Regions from separate parts of the Mus musculus genome. Here all the other regions are linked to region 1. Evidence: chromatin loops called from intact Hi-C (ENCODE). Cell type or tissue: heart. All regions are shown on one strand. Each heading gives the region's core, and the rest is flanking DNA. Links, peaks and the distances in the headings are about the cores only.

What was found. Peaks named below come from ENCODE experiments on the same cell type or tissue, not always from the same donor. Only the 100,000 strongest peaks of a DNase experiment are listed, where the experiment ranks them.
Region 2: it touches region 1 in a loop (1.8-fold over the local background); 3 of 42 quality-filtered maps call a loop at or near these places.
Region 3: it touches region 1 in a loop (1.9-fold over the local background); 3 of 42 quality-filtered maps call a loop at or near these places.

The regions. Positions count from the first base shown.
Region 1 is chr4:117,494,324-117,498,857 of GRCm38, reverse strand. Rnf220 (ring finger protein 220) reads left to right here and starts at 1,806. Exons shown (of 15, transcript NM_025739.3): 1 at 1,806-2,175. It overlaps Gm12827 (a long non-coding RNA gene), which reads right to left and starts at 3,121. Exons shown (of 5, transcript XR_868034.2): 1 at 2,130-3,121. In heart, for the core only: a CTCF peak has its summit at 1,935; a DNase peak (open chromatin) is centred at 1,877; H3K4me3 peaks cover 1,963 bases; H3K27ac peaks cover 1,646 bases; H3K27me3 peaks cover 409 bases.
Region 2 is chr4:117,343,880-117,348,413 of GRCm38, reverse strand. All of the region lies in intron 2 of Rnf220 (ring finger protein 220), which reads left to right. Among named protein-coding and RNA genes, the nearest start is that of Gm40231, 27 kb to the right of the region's middle. In heart, for the core only: a CTCF peak has its summit at 2,182 (motif pointing right); no DNase peak of the experiment used is centred there; H3K27me3 peaks cover 389 bases.
Region 3 is chr4:117,357,066-117,361,599 of GRCm38, reverse strand. All of the region lies in intron 2 of Rnf220 (ring finger protein 220), which reads left to right. Among named protein-coding and RNA genes, the nearest start is that of Gm40231, 40 kb to the right of the region's middle. In heart, for the core only: a CTCF peak has its summit at 2,076; a DNase peak (open chromatin) is centred at 1,619; H3K27me3 peaks cover 733 bases.

The sequences.
Region 1 (4,534 bases), core at 894-3,393:
ATTGATTTCTAACCTGTTCTTTTGGTCCCTGACTAGATGGTTAGTTCTTTAGGGACAGGAGTTCTGTGGGATTTGGGGGTGGTGGGGGTGTTGGTTTGGTTTTGTTGTCATTGGTTGTTGTTGTTGTTGTTTTAATCTAAGCCATGGCCTTGCACATTCAAGGCATATTTGTTTTGGTTTGTTTGTTCTTGAGACAGTTTCTCTATATAGTTCTGGCTGTCCTGGGAACTCTCCCTGTACTCCAGGCTGACCTAGAACTCATAGAGATCTGACAGCTTCTGTCTCCTGTCTGGCTAAAGGTGAGAGCCTTTACTGCCTGGCTTGTATCTGTTCATTTTTAATACTCCTATATACTGACATTGTCAGATACTTAGATGATTCTCTTGAAAAAAAAATCAAGCATAGTTCTTGCCCACATAACGTTTATAACTCAACAGAAAAGAGCAGTCTAATTAACAATAGTGCCAATGCATGACTGGTATGGCTAGAGGCTTAGAAGTCCCTAAGCCAATTGAATCCTGTGAATGGAGGTAGTCATGGTCACAGAAGTCTAGGTGAGCCTATTAGCTGCTCATTTAAAGAGCTGCTAATTAAACATTTTAAGTGTAATCACCACACAGGAACTTAGCTAGTACCTTTTGTTGAGAGTCTCACTCCTAGCCCTGGCTGGCCTAGAACTCCCTGTGTAGACCAGGCTGTGCTGGGACTTTCAGCAGTCCTCCTGCATCTGCCTCCTGGGTGCTGGGATTACAGGCATCAACCACAGAGCCCAGTTCTATACAAACTTAAGCACATGTTAAACATGAGAAAAAGGGACGAAAAAGTCACATCAGAATGGAATATTGGTCTCATTCTGGTTTAGACTATAATCCTGGGAGGTTCTTCGCAGGATGGATTATCCTCATGTATCCTAGGGAAGAGAAATTTTTTCCAGATGAGAAACCTGACTTTTTAGAAACCAAGCCACAAAACAAAGGAATTACTTCAGAGGCCAGGATTAGCTTTCAGCTGGGCTTTGCCTTCTCAGCGGGGCCTACCTGCCTTCCCTGTTAGCTGTGTACCTAGAAGTAAGTCACAAAACCCAGCCTCAGTTTCTTCTTTTTAAAAACTAGAAATATTATCTCCAGAATTAAAGGGCTAAATGAGATTGTGGAATGACATTTGGACTCATAGCTTGGGTCTTAGAAGGTTCTCAATAATGTTAATTCTCTATTTCCCCAATATATCTTTTTATACCTCATGAATTAACAATTTGAAGAGAAAGAACTATATTATAAACATCAGTGACACCAGGGAAATTTTTATTCACAAATCTGGGTGTTAAACTAGGCCCCTTTTCCTCTCTGTCTAAATGTCAGTTTTATTCATATTCACTTACAATTTTATTTTTATAGGCAAAGACCCAAAGTAATATTCAAAGCACTAAACATTCGAAGCACTACACAGCAGGTAGGATCTTTCGGGGGCGGGGGGTGGGGGGGAAAGGGTAGAGTTTTATGTTGGAGCCAAGGTTTGGTGGTCAGCGAGCAGCCCTGACGTCAGGCTTAAAAGATTTAGCCATTTCCCCTTGGTCACTTTAGTTCAAAAAAGAATCGCGGTCAGTCAGATTTCTCCGAAGGGAAAGGAGGAGAGATGTAAACAAAGGCAAAAGACCTCTCTAGTTTCCACTTGGGCGGGCCACCTAAGACCATCCAGCCCTCTAGTGAGGGCAGCCAGGGCTGCTCTCCCGGAGTGCCCGGGGTCTGGACTCCATTTCCCAGAGTCCCTTAGTACCCTAATGTATTCAGTGCTCAGAGTGCCTGTATGTGTGTGAGTGTGAGAGAATGTGTGCGTGCATGTGTGTGTGAGTGTGTGTGTGCGCGCGCGCGTGTGTGTGCGCCTCCGAGTCCCTGGGAGAGTGGAGGCTCATTCACTGATTAGAGCCAGCGCTGAGAGGCAGCACTGCTCTTCTCTCACACCAACAGAGTCTCTTGATCTGTACATGCAATCCCAGGCAGCTCGCGAGCACAAACCCGGGGCCAGCCGCCTGCTGCTGCTGCTGCTGCCGCTGCCGCCACCACCGCCGCCGCTGCCCCCGCCGGCTCTGCGCACCCGGGACTTTTCATGCACCACACTCTCCGTCTTCTTACCTTGGTGTCCTGAAAAGTGCGATCGTTCTCCCCAGGAATTTCCACGGCAAGTACGGAGCCCAGAAAGGGGTGTGGATGCGTGTGCGTACACAAGAGGGGTGGGCGCGAGGGTGGCCGGGTTGCTGAGGAACCTGGCTAACTTTCGGGGTTGGTCTCCCAGGGATTCGGGCGGCTCCCCTGCGACAGGGACAGGGACTGGGACCTGCACTGCCGCGTCTTAGATCTTGGCGACCGAGCCTCCTTGGCTGTCGGTGCCCGGCGCGCTCAGTGCGCTGCCTCACTCAAACTTTCCGTCTTGAGTTTTCCTTAATGTGTTTTATTTGGGGGGTGCAAGGGGGAGGGACCAGACGCTGGAATTGGACAAGTAGGGAGGGCGAGGGGGATAGCCAGGGGAAGGGAGCAGGACTTCTCCATCTTTTTATAAGCCCCATTTCCACTTTGTTTGGGTCGACCGCGAGTAAGCTCTCCTGCCCGGCTTCCCGGTGCACCCCGCTGTGATTTCCGCGGGCCCGGTCTGAGTGTTACTCAGTGGGGACTCTCAGGCGGCGGGCGGGATAGGAAAGGGGCGATCTGTTGAGAAACGATCCCAGCCGCACAACACATTGCCGACCCGGTGGGGTACCCCGCAGGCTCCGGAGCCTTGGGGTCCCCAGAGGCTCGGCTTACTTTTTCCTGACGAGGACGGGTGTGAAGGATGGAGAAGGAGAGCCGGGGGGTGCGGTGGGGGTGGGATGGGGAAAACCTCCGCCTGCAGGATGAAGGCAGGTGCTGCCACTGAGGTGAACCGTGCTATCTGTAACCGGTAAACTCCCAGCTCCACTGGGTTGGACTGGCCGGCCTTAGAGTAACGCGTTCCGTGCCGGTCTCCTGGGATTGGGGGTGGGGGGGCGGGATCCCCTCTTCCAGCGATTATAAGGAGCGAGGTGGGAGGACGATCTTGTAAAATCACGAGCTTGCTTTTTGTGTGTGTGGTGTTTTTTCTTTTTCTTTTTTTCTTTTCTTTTCTTTTCTTTTTTCTTTTTTTTTTTTTTTTTTTTTTTTTTTTTTTTTTTTTTTTTTTTTTTACATCTTCTACCTGCCTTAAACTGAGTAACAATTTCTCTTCTTCCGACTTGAGAGCAAAACTTTTCAGCGAGCACGCCGGTTGCTGCAGTCCTGCGGCCACCGCCGCCGCGCTCGTCACTCGGGGCCGAGCGACCTCCTCCGCCCGGCGGAGCCCGTCCCAGCCACCGCGCGCCGGAGCCTCCGGCCGCCCCCCCACCCCCAACCCGAAGCTTTTCAGGGCTCGGCCTGGGCGTTTCGCCTTTGTGTTTTGTAAGAGAAAGGCTTTTCTTCCAGGGCACAACAAACTTGGGCAGAGAGCTTCCGTATGGCCCCCCGGGCGAGGCCGCCCACGGTGGCGAGGCCATCTAGGGATGCGAGGTTCGTCCTGCGCTACAGTATCCCCGGCAAGAGCTCGAGGCCCGGGTGACCGTGGCCCGCCAGGGCGTGCTGGAGCCCCGAGGTGACGAGGTCTCGGGGTGTTGGAAAGCAGAGGACACATTCTCCCTTCCCATTAAGAACGCACTGCCTTCTCTGGTCCGGGTCACCGCTCTAGTCAAGGCCCCGGGGCCTGGGCCGGGGGGGCCGGACGCACATCGGGTGGCTGGAGTGCTTAGGGCCAGGGCCACCCGGATGGGGCGCGGCTCTGTCTGGGTGGCCTGTGTCGTCCCAGGTCTTTCTCCTGCGCCCCTTCGCTGCCCCAGAAGCAGCTGAAAGGGAAAGCACAGGCGCTCTCTGCTCACGACGTCTTGCAGCCACGACCTACCTCCCGCCTCCACTGTGGCCTCCGCCTGAGACGCATTTTAGGGTTTTTTTTGGGGGGGGGAATAAAAATAGAAGGAGGGCTAGCAGGAAGGAGGCAGTGAGTAGAACCGGGGGGGCAGCCGAGCTAGCTGGGGCCCTGCACACAGCCCCCCGGCTTTTCTCGCAAAGGGAAAATGAGCAAAGTGTAAAGGCAGAAAAGAGCGTGGAGAAAAAGCGCGCCGGGCGTTTCCCGTTCCGATTCCTCCCGGCCGGCGGAGCCCGGGGCTAAGTGGCGTGAGTTCCATCGCTGCGTTCCGGGGCCTGGAGGGGGAATCCGAGGACTCGGGTAGCGGCGCTGCACTGGGTCCCGGCACCGAGCGAGCGGGGGCACACCTGTTCTCGGGGTGTTGCTCCCGGGCAGCGACTGAGGGAGCCGTAGAGCCTCAACCTGCTGCACCCCACTGCCGCAGTACGGGAACCGCGGGGGCAGCGGAGCGGGGTGGAGGAGTCGGCGGCTGACGGCCGAGGGGCTCGCAGCCACCGCGCCCCGGTGACCCGCGGGGCGGGGCGGTGTAGGGCCTCCGGGTCCTAGGACTTTGCTCGAAGGCTGCTGCTTTCAG
Region 2 (4,534 bases), core at 689-3,188, 150 kb after region 1:
GCCTTCCTTCTTCCTTTCCTACCTGTCCTATACTCTGTGATCTTCACAGTAGTCCAGTACTCCCTGATAACATGAAAGAAATTCTCCAGCAATACTGATCTAGATTTTCTAGCCCTTCCTGTAACCGGAGTGTAAAGTCCAGTGTCCTTACCTTGGTCCACAGCACCCATTGGTCTGCTCCCTATCCGTCCCTGAGCTCTCGCCCCATTTCTGCTTCCATCCCACATGTCCTGACCTCTGGGCTTGCCTTCCTGCTCCTTGAATGCACAGGAGCTTTGGACATGCTAACTTTTGCTCAGTCACCCCTCATGACTACTCTGATGGTTTTTTTCACAGTGGCCAACCTTCGTGTTCAGCATTACTTTTTCCTTTGCCCTTGTCCCTGTCTGAAAACGTCCCTGTTGTTCTGCCTTCAGCAGAAGGTGACATTCTGTGTTCACTGATATTTGCAGCACCTGGAATAGGAGCTGAAGCATAGTAGGTACTTGGTAAATTGGTTGGATGAATAGATGTTTTGCTCTGCCTTTCTCTGCACACACTAACCCTGAGTGACCTCGTCTCTTGTATAACTGATACTCTAATAGGCCAGTGATTCTGATCTTAGCTTCAACCAGATCAGCCTCCTGACATCTCCCCATAGAGATATCCAAGACGCTCTTCATAGAATAGAGCACTTACTTGGGTTAGAGAGATGGCTTGGTCATTAAAGTTCCTGCACAAGCCTAAAGATCCGAGCTTGGGTCCTCAGCACCAATGTAAAGTTATGTGCCATGTCTATAGCCCCAGCGCTGGGGAGGAAGGTAGGTCTTTAGAAGCACACCGGCCAGCTGATATAGTAAGCTCCAGGTTCAATGAGAGACCTTATCTCAAAATGAAGGTGGCTGGTAAGAGGGCTCAGTGGATAAAGGTGTTTGCTGCCAAGTGCAATTGCCTGAGTTTGATCCCCCGACCCCATGGTGGAAGGAGAGGCCTGTATCTCAGAAGTTATCTGATGACCTTCACACATACACCACAGCACATGCACGTATGTACACATATAGGTATAGTAAATAAGTATAGTAAAAATGTTTAAATTTCACCCTTAGAAAAATAAATAAATAGGAAGTAAGTAGAAAATAACTGAGGAAGACAGCTAGTGTCAAAGCCTGGTCTATACACACACACATACACACAGATTCACACACACAGGCACACACGTACATAGCACATACACACAGGCACACAGAAGCACACACATACACACACACAAAGGCACATACATAACCAGCCACTTACCCATACACCACATACATACACACCACATATACACCACATACACACCACATACACACAGGCTCACATACACACACAGAGGCACACACACACACAGAAGCACACACATGTTACATACACAGTCACATACACACAGAGGCATACACACACCACATACACACACACATGTACACACACAGAGACACATACACATTTACACATACATACACACCACATACACACATACAGGCACACACACACCCTATAAATACTCACATATACACACACAGAGGCACACACCCATATCACACACTTATACACACATATACATACAGAGGCACACACACACAGTCATACACAGTCACATACACATATACACACAGAGGTACACACACCACATGCCTCCATACACACATATACACAAAGACACACACACACACACACACACACCACACATGCCTAAACACACACACACAGGCTCACACACTGCACTTATCCCTTTTTTGGTTCTCATTGCTTTCAATGGTACCACAGTCTTGGGCACCCAAACGGAAGCCTAGAATTATTTTCAACTCTTTCTTTCTCCTCCTCCATGTGTAATCAGTCATTCAGCTCAGCCCACATCCCTGTGCTTCCAGGACTCCTACCTAGTCCAAGCCACTGCTGCACACCACACCAAATTACTGCCTGGGCCTCCAGCTGGTCTTCCTGCCTCCAGCCTCCTCGCCCTCTAACCCATCCTCTACCGGATGTTTTATGGTTTGTCTAAAGCATAAATCTTGGGGTCGTAGATAATATCCGGGCTTCTAGCTTGAGGAATTAGATGATAATGACTCCTATCACATTAAATGGAAGAGGAGGCAGTCTGGGGACATGTGACATTTGACTGCCTTTGTGGCATTTTTAAGCATAGCTGTCTCCTCCCACTAGGTGGCAGAAATCATCTTGGTCACTCTTGCACTGGAAGTCTTCAGCAGCCAGCAGTGTGCCTGGCACAGAGCAGGTGCCCAGGAAGTGCTTGTGGGCGCTCTCTTGAAGTTTAGCAGGGAAGAGATTGTTCTAGAAGCCCATGCCTTGGCACCACCGCTGCTACAGTGCTCACAGCCTGTACTGTAATTGCTGTTTTCTCACTACCCGGCTGTGCGTCTGCTTCACGGCCTGAAGTAGATGCTCAGCGTATGTGTTGGAGCTGGGGGTATAAGTCAGTTGAGCTTACCTAGCATGCACTGAGCCCTGGGTCCTGTCCCCAGCCCTGCACAGATCAAGCATGGTGCTATATACCTGTGATCTTAGCATTGGGGCAGTTCAGGAGTAGCAGACTTCAAGGTCATTTTTAGCTAGCTTGTGATATATGAGACACTGTGTCTGATGATGATGATGATGATGATATTTAGTGACGAGACTTGCATTTTAAAATTTATCCCTCATTTCTTGCAACACCCCTGTCTAGTCCCTTTTCTCTTCCTCCTAACCTGTGAGCCTCTACCACAGCCAAACCAGCTGTTCTTCCAGCTGGATCTCTGACTCAACACCTTCTTAACCCTCTTGGTGTCTGTGCCCCATGGTCAGCTTCCGGCTTCTGCATCAGCTACTTCCTGTAAGAATCTGGGTCCTCTCCTTCTCTACAACACTGAGTGTCTTTCAGTCAAAGAACACCGTTTTTCTCTGGACTCTCTCTGGTGCTCTGCTGGGGAGAAGTACTCCAGAGAGAGAAATGAGAGATCAGATGATGGTGGTAAGGGCCCTACCAGTGGAAGCCAGGCCAGGTAGGATGGACAGAGATAGGCCAGGCTCTCGAAGGAGAAGGCGGGGGCGAAGCAGCATGAAAAGTGCCTGAAGAGAAAGACACGCACTCCCGCACATGAGGGGACAGTTTATAGTATAATGGCAACGTGTTGTAAATCATATAATAACATACCGCGGTGAGTGTTGTTAATTGAAAGCCTAAATGCCCCAGCCCACAGTCCAAGTGCTACATGTGCGTTGTCTCTTATTCCTTACTACAATCCCACGAGTCGGGTACAAGGAGTTCAGACTTCATCTTCCTCATGTGGAGAACTGTGGAAGCTCTTGAAGGCTTGGAAGGAGGCAAGCTGTGTTGTCAGATTTGCCTAGGTCTTATAAGTGGAGTCCTGTGACATGAAAAGGGAGGTGGGGGCTGGAGAGATGGCTCGGTGGTTAAGAGCACTGGCTGCCCTTCCAGAGATCTGTGTTCAATTCCCAGCAAAGCAGCTCACAATTGTCTGTAACTCCAGTTCCAGGGGATCTGACACCCTTACACAGGCATATATGCAGGCCAAACACCAATGCACATAAAATAAAAATACATAAATTATAAGGAACAAAGAAAGAAAGAAAAGGAAAAAGGGAAGGAAGGAAAAAGGAAGGAAGGAAAAAATGGAAAGAAGGAAAAAGGGAGGTGGCAGGCAGGATCAAGACAACCAAGGTGGTGCCTAAGCAAAGCAACTGCTTGGAGTCAGTCAGTGGAGACACCAGGTCAGGAAAAAGAAGTGACCAGAACCCACTGAAGGAGACTAAAGGTTGGGTATTTTGGAAATCGTGCAATCCAGGATCAGAAGCAAGTCTGGGAGGAGGCCAGAAGAGTTCATCTCGGATAATTGGAGCCACGGGATTGTCATCCATTAGCAGTGTCTGACAGTCTCAGGGAGCAAAAGGTACAGACAGAAAGTTTAAAGTCAACAGAATAGAGATGATGGAACATAGATTCCCAGAGGATGTGTTCCGCTTAAGGCAGAACTGGGCCTCATAAGCCCTTCATCCCGTAACCCTTGCTCTCTGTTGAATCACCTCTCTGTGTCTCCTGAGTTGCTCTCTGCCCAGTCGCACTCTCCATGTGACTGTGAAGAGCTGTGGCACGCATGCTCTCCTCCACAGACCTCCTGCTTTCCACCTGCAGGCTTACCACCCTGCTTTGCCTGGCTTCACTTCACTTGCCTGGCCCCTGCCCACTCCCCAGATTGTGCTTCCCGGCTTCCATTTGCTTACACTTGAGATGTGTGCCTTGCAGCCCACAAGCACACCACACCCATCCGTGCTCCTGTTTAGGAAGACTCCGGTGGCACACACCTATAATCATATACCTAAGAGGCCGAGGCAGAAGGGTCATGAGTTCAAAGCCAGCTGAAACGAAGTGGGAAAAGGGAGGAAGAAATGAAGGAGTGAAAGGAGAGAGAGAGAGAGAGAGAGAGAGAGAGAGAGAGAGAGATTATTTACTTAGCTCAGTAAAGAGTTTACTTGCTTGGTGTTCATTGCTTACTTCCTT
Region 3 (4,534 bases), core at 689-3,188, 140 kb after region 1:
AAACCCTGATTCAGGGATATATGTGACTGTGTCTTTCATAGCCTTGTCCAAATACTTTTCAATTCATTTACGCTTTCTGCTAGAGCTACCACTGGGGATAATGAATTTCTTAAGTTCCCTGGCCACTGCGTAAAACAGCAGCCACTTTGATTCCCCCCCCCTCCACTCCCCATGTGCTCTGGGTTCAAAGCAAACCCACTCTGCCTGTGGCATGGGGTTTTGTGAATGAATATGTACGCCCTTGCTGCCCCTTTGGCATTCCCTCAATGTCCCCTGCGGTCTTCCCATGTCCAGGCTTAAGAATGGGACATTCGATCTAACTACTTAAAGAGGTTTTGCAGCCCTGGATCTCCCCGGGATAGGGTACCAGGACAGAGCCGAGCCCGGCAGGTAGACCCATCCAGCTGGCTAGCTTGAGAAGTATGTGTTCCTTCTTGATATCTTATTCACAGTTGTCTTAGCTTCTTGGCCAACAGCCGTTGGAGCTGTCTAAATGAAGGATTTCCAGGTTCTCTGCCAGAACTGTGGCTGACCATGCAGAGTTGAGGAGTGGGGAGGGAGTTTGATGTGTTTATCACAAAAGGCCTTGCCTTGCGCTTGTCCGTGTTTAATTGAGTCTGTGTCCTTTTGCCCTGAAATCTTCCTGCCAGCTAAAACCAGATGGAAGCTGGAGAAGAACCTCCCTAGCCCAGCCCCCACCACACAGACAATGACAGGAGAGCCACACCTTAGCCGGGAGCCGGGGGCACTCTTCTGGTTGTCCGTGAAATGTAGGTCTCTTCTGTCTGCTCCTGTCTGCCTGCTCAGACACAGAAAGCGGAAGACCCCTCAGCCTTCAAGGTCCTCGTCTCAGACTTGGGGAAAAGGTTCAAGACATATGACAGTATCATTCATGGTAATACTACTGCTTATTGGCTGTGACCTAGATGTCAGGCATTTGATGTATTCTCTGTGCTGAGACTCAAGTTTAATCTGTACAGCAGCTCTACAGAGTGAATATTTTAACCCCGTTTGGTTAGAGAAAGATATGAATATGAAGCTCAGAGAGGTCCAGTAACATCTCCAAGGTCACACAGCTAGTTAACTTCATAGTGCTAGAATCCAGACCCAGGAAGTCCTATCCCAAAACCCATGTCCTTTGTTATAGTCTCAACATAGAACATGCAGCATCGCATGTAACAGCAGTGCCCAGTCTCTGGACTGCTTTGGGCTCTCCCGGGTTACGCAGCACCCAGTTTCACGGAGGCTTTGCGTATTGTAGCTTAAACATCATCTCCTAGAGGTAGTATCTCCGGCCTCATCACACCCGCCCCTGACCTCCTCAGCTGTTCTGTAGGCAATTGTGTATGTAACATTTCTCTTTTAGGCGTTGTCAGCCTCAGACTCTGGTCTCTGGCTTATGGGAGTTTCATTTCCACCCTCGTGGTGGTTTGTGGGAACAGGGCATTCCCCGGGCCCTGAAGGGCAGGTGCTGACAGGAGGGACCCATGGCCAAGATACCAGATTTCACTTTGCCAAGCGTTTCCTGCGAATGATTTAAGGCCCTGAACAGATAAGTGAGGAGCAAACCCGCAATGAAGTCAGCACTCTGCTTATTAAGTGGAAAAAGCTGCGCTCGGCTTATTGAAATGTTCATTAGACAGATATATAGAGATGAGAAAGGAGGAGGGAAGGCCCACAGCACCGAGAGAGATCCGGAGAGCTCCAGCAGGCCAGGCAGGCACCATCTCCGGGGAGTTTCCAGGCTGGCCCAGGAGGAGGAGGAGGTACTGGAGCAGGTGTGTGGGGCCCGCTCTGTCTTAAGCGAGGGAAGGCAGAAGGAAGGTAGACTTGGAGAGTTGCTCTATCTGTGGGACAGTGGGCAGAGACTTTGGCTGTAGGAAGTTAGGGTCTCAACCCACTTTAGAGCAGGCCCACTTTTCTTATCCCAGACATTGTCTTTGTTCTAAGAACATAACTGTTGAAGAACTGGGACGTCATTTCTCTGTCCACTGCTAAGCCAGGGGGCGTGTACCATGCTTACAGGAAAGTGCATGTATCCAGATACTCACTGAAGTATCCAGCTGCATGAGCCCTGAGTTCCTCTAGGAAATGTTTTTCCAAGTCAGAGCTAAAGCTTTCCAAAGCCCTCCTCAACCCAGGCCCAGCGCAGCTCTCCAGTGCTGCCCTGGCTCCCTGGCTCTGTGGCTTCTTCTGTCCTTCTCAGTGACCATCCTGGTGGCCCCAGCAGATCTCAGAGAAGGGTGGCCTTCAAAAGCCTATAAGTACCTGATGACATTGTCACAAGAGCCCCTGTTAAGTGGAGAGTGGGTGAAACCAGTCCTTGGTAAGTAGAAAGGAGCTTGCCCATCCCTAAGGTCTGGTTGGGGGCTAATTGAATGGATGCAATTCTGCCTCTCTCTCCATTCAGGTATTGGGACGAGAGGAACAGGTACTGTTTCCAAACAAGGAAAACAGCCTCAGGGTTACCCAACCGTTTGAGTGTTCCTTGCTTCATCAGTGTGGCTACAGGAAGGTATCGAGGTAGCCGTGGCCACATGGGTCAGAGAACCGATGTTGGCAGGAAATGTAAGCAGAACCATGGAGTGGTATCTTCAAGTTTCAGAATGCGGTTTGGCTCAACGGTCTCATCCATTTGTTCAACCAATGGTTGCTGAGCCCTAGTCACCTGCTAGGTACTGTGCGAGCACGGAGTCACGTGCCCTCCCTTCCTTTCCACAACCCTAACCTCGTGGAATGTCGCCATCATAATTCTTCATTAGCTCTTTTGTTCATCAAACAGTGATACCCAACTCATGATAGGGAAATGACTAAGGCATGAGTCCTGACCTAAAGTTTATGCTCTATAATATACAGACACCAAGAAGTACATTATGGTAAACTGGTGTGATAAAACACTGAGCTAACCAGTGCAAAAAGTAAGGCCATATTCCTGAAGATCTTTGAGCATGTCTTTTTAAAAATATAATGTTTTAAGGCTGGGGAAAGGCTTGTGGGCATAAACACTCACTGGGCAAGTGTAAGGATCCAAGTTCAGACCTTCAGCACATACAGAAAAGTTGGACGTGACAGACTAAACACATAACACCCCCCCCCCGCACTGAGAAGGGGAGATGGAGGGGCTGGGGGGATCCCTGAGCATATTAGCTAACCAACTAGCCCACCAGAAATCACAGTGAGTTCCATGTTCAGTGCCAGACTCTGTGTCAAAAGAATAAGACAGAGATTGATGTAGCAGGATACCTGGTGTCCACATCTGGGACATGTGTACACACATGCACATATACAAACATAACACATGCCACAGCATGTGAGAATTTCTAGACCAAAAGACATGGATTTAAAGGGCAGTTTGAAGAGTTCAGCCATGAAAAGAAGTGTTGGGAAAGGATGTGAAGGAGGCAGGCAGACTCCCGGGATCCTGAAGGAAGCTCAGGCAGTGCTGAAAGTGGGCGGAGCCCATTGAGATTTGTGAATCAGTGACAGTGTCAGATAGTTATCAGTGATGTGCAGATGTGCAGAGCTTCGGTGCTGTGCAGGTTTGACTCCCTGGGATGCGTGGGCGTGAGGCTGGTCCCCAGCTTGGCAACATGAAGAGGTAACAGGACCTTGCAGAGCTGGCGCCTGCAGGCAGGGCATTGCCACCGGAAGGGATTAATGCTGGTGTGCTAGACTTAGTTTTCACTAGACTAAATTGGCCCCATTTGCACATGGCCTTTCTGTTCTACGCTGTGTTGTGATGACACAGTCTGGGAGCAAGCTTTGTGCTGGTTGGACCTTCCAGCCACCAGGGTTGTGAGTCAAATCAACTTAAAAATGGAAACAAAACAAAATCTGGGGTCTCACTGTGTTAACCCTGTCTGACCTGGAGCTCAGAGATCTGTCTGCTTCTGCCTTTAGAGTGCTAGGATTACAGGCATGTACCACCACACCCAGCTCTATCTTTCCCCCCTAAAATAAAGTGGCTAGCCTTAGGTAATGTGTTACAGCCACACAAACAGACTACTATGGTCTGTGTGAAGATGGTGACACCACACTAGGCCAGTTTCATTGGGAAGGAGGGATGGTAAGGGATAAAACAGCTCAGCAGGAGATTGTGTGGGGAATCTGCTAAATGTAGGGAATGAAGGAGGAGCTACCCACCTCACAAGAAGAGGAGAGACATGGGGAAGGCCTCCTCTGCATAGGTCCAGAGCAGTGCCTAGTCCAGAGCGCTGTACAGAGCTGTAGCTGTAAAAGCCATGTGTCGGCTCCTGCCTCTGATGCTGAGGCTGCCGACACCTGCTCCCAGGCCTTGATGACTCCATCTCCAGCCCCTCCCTCTGCCTCCCTGACGTTGGAGGTGATTAGTAATAAAACTTTAACAAGCAGCCATAGGTGCGTCTCCCTGTCACTTTTATGAGGCCATTTCCTGAGCAAAGATATAAGAGTGCCTTCAGTCTCTCCTGGCCACCTTGGTGCTGCCAAGTGTTCAGATTCAGATTCAGACACCTGCAGGGGCTAAATGTGGGTATCTGGGGAGACCAGAACACCC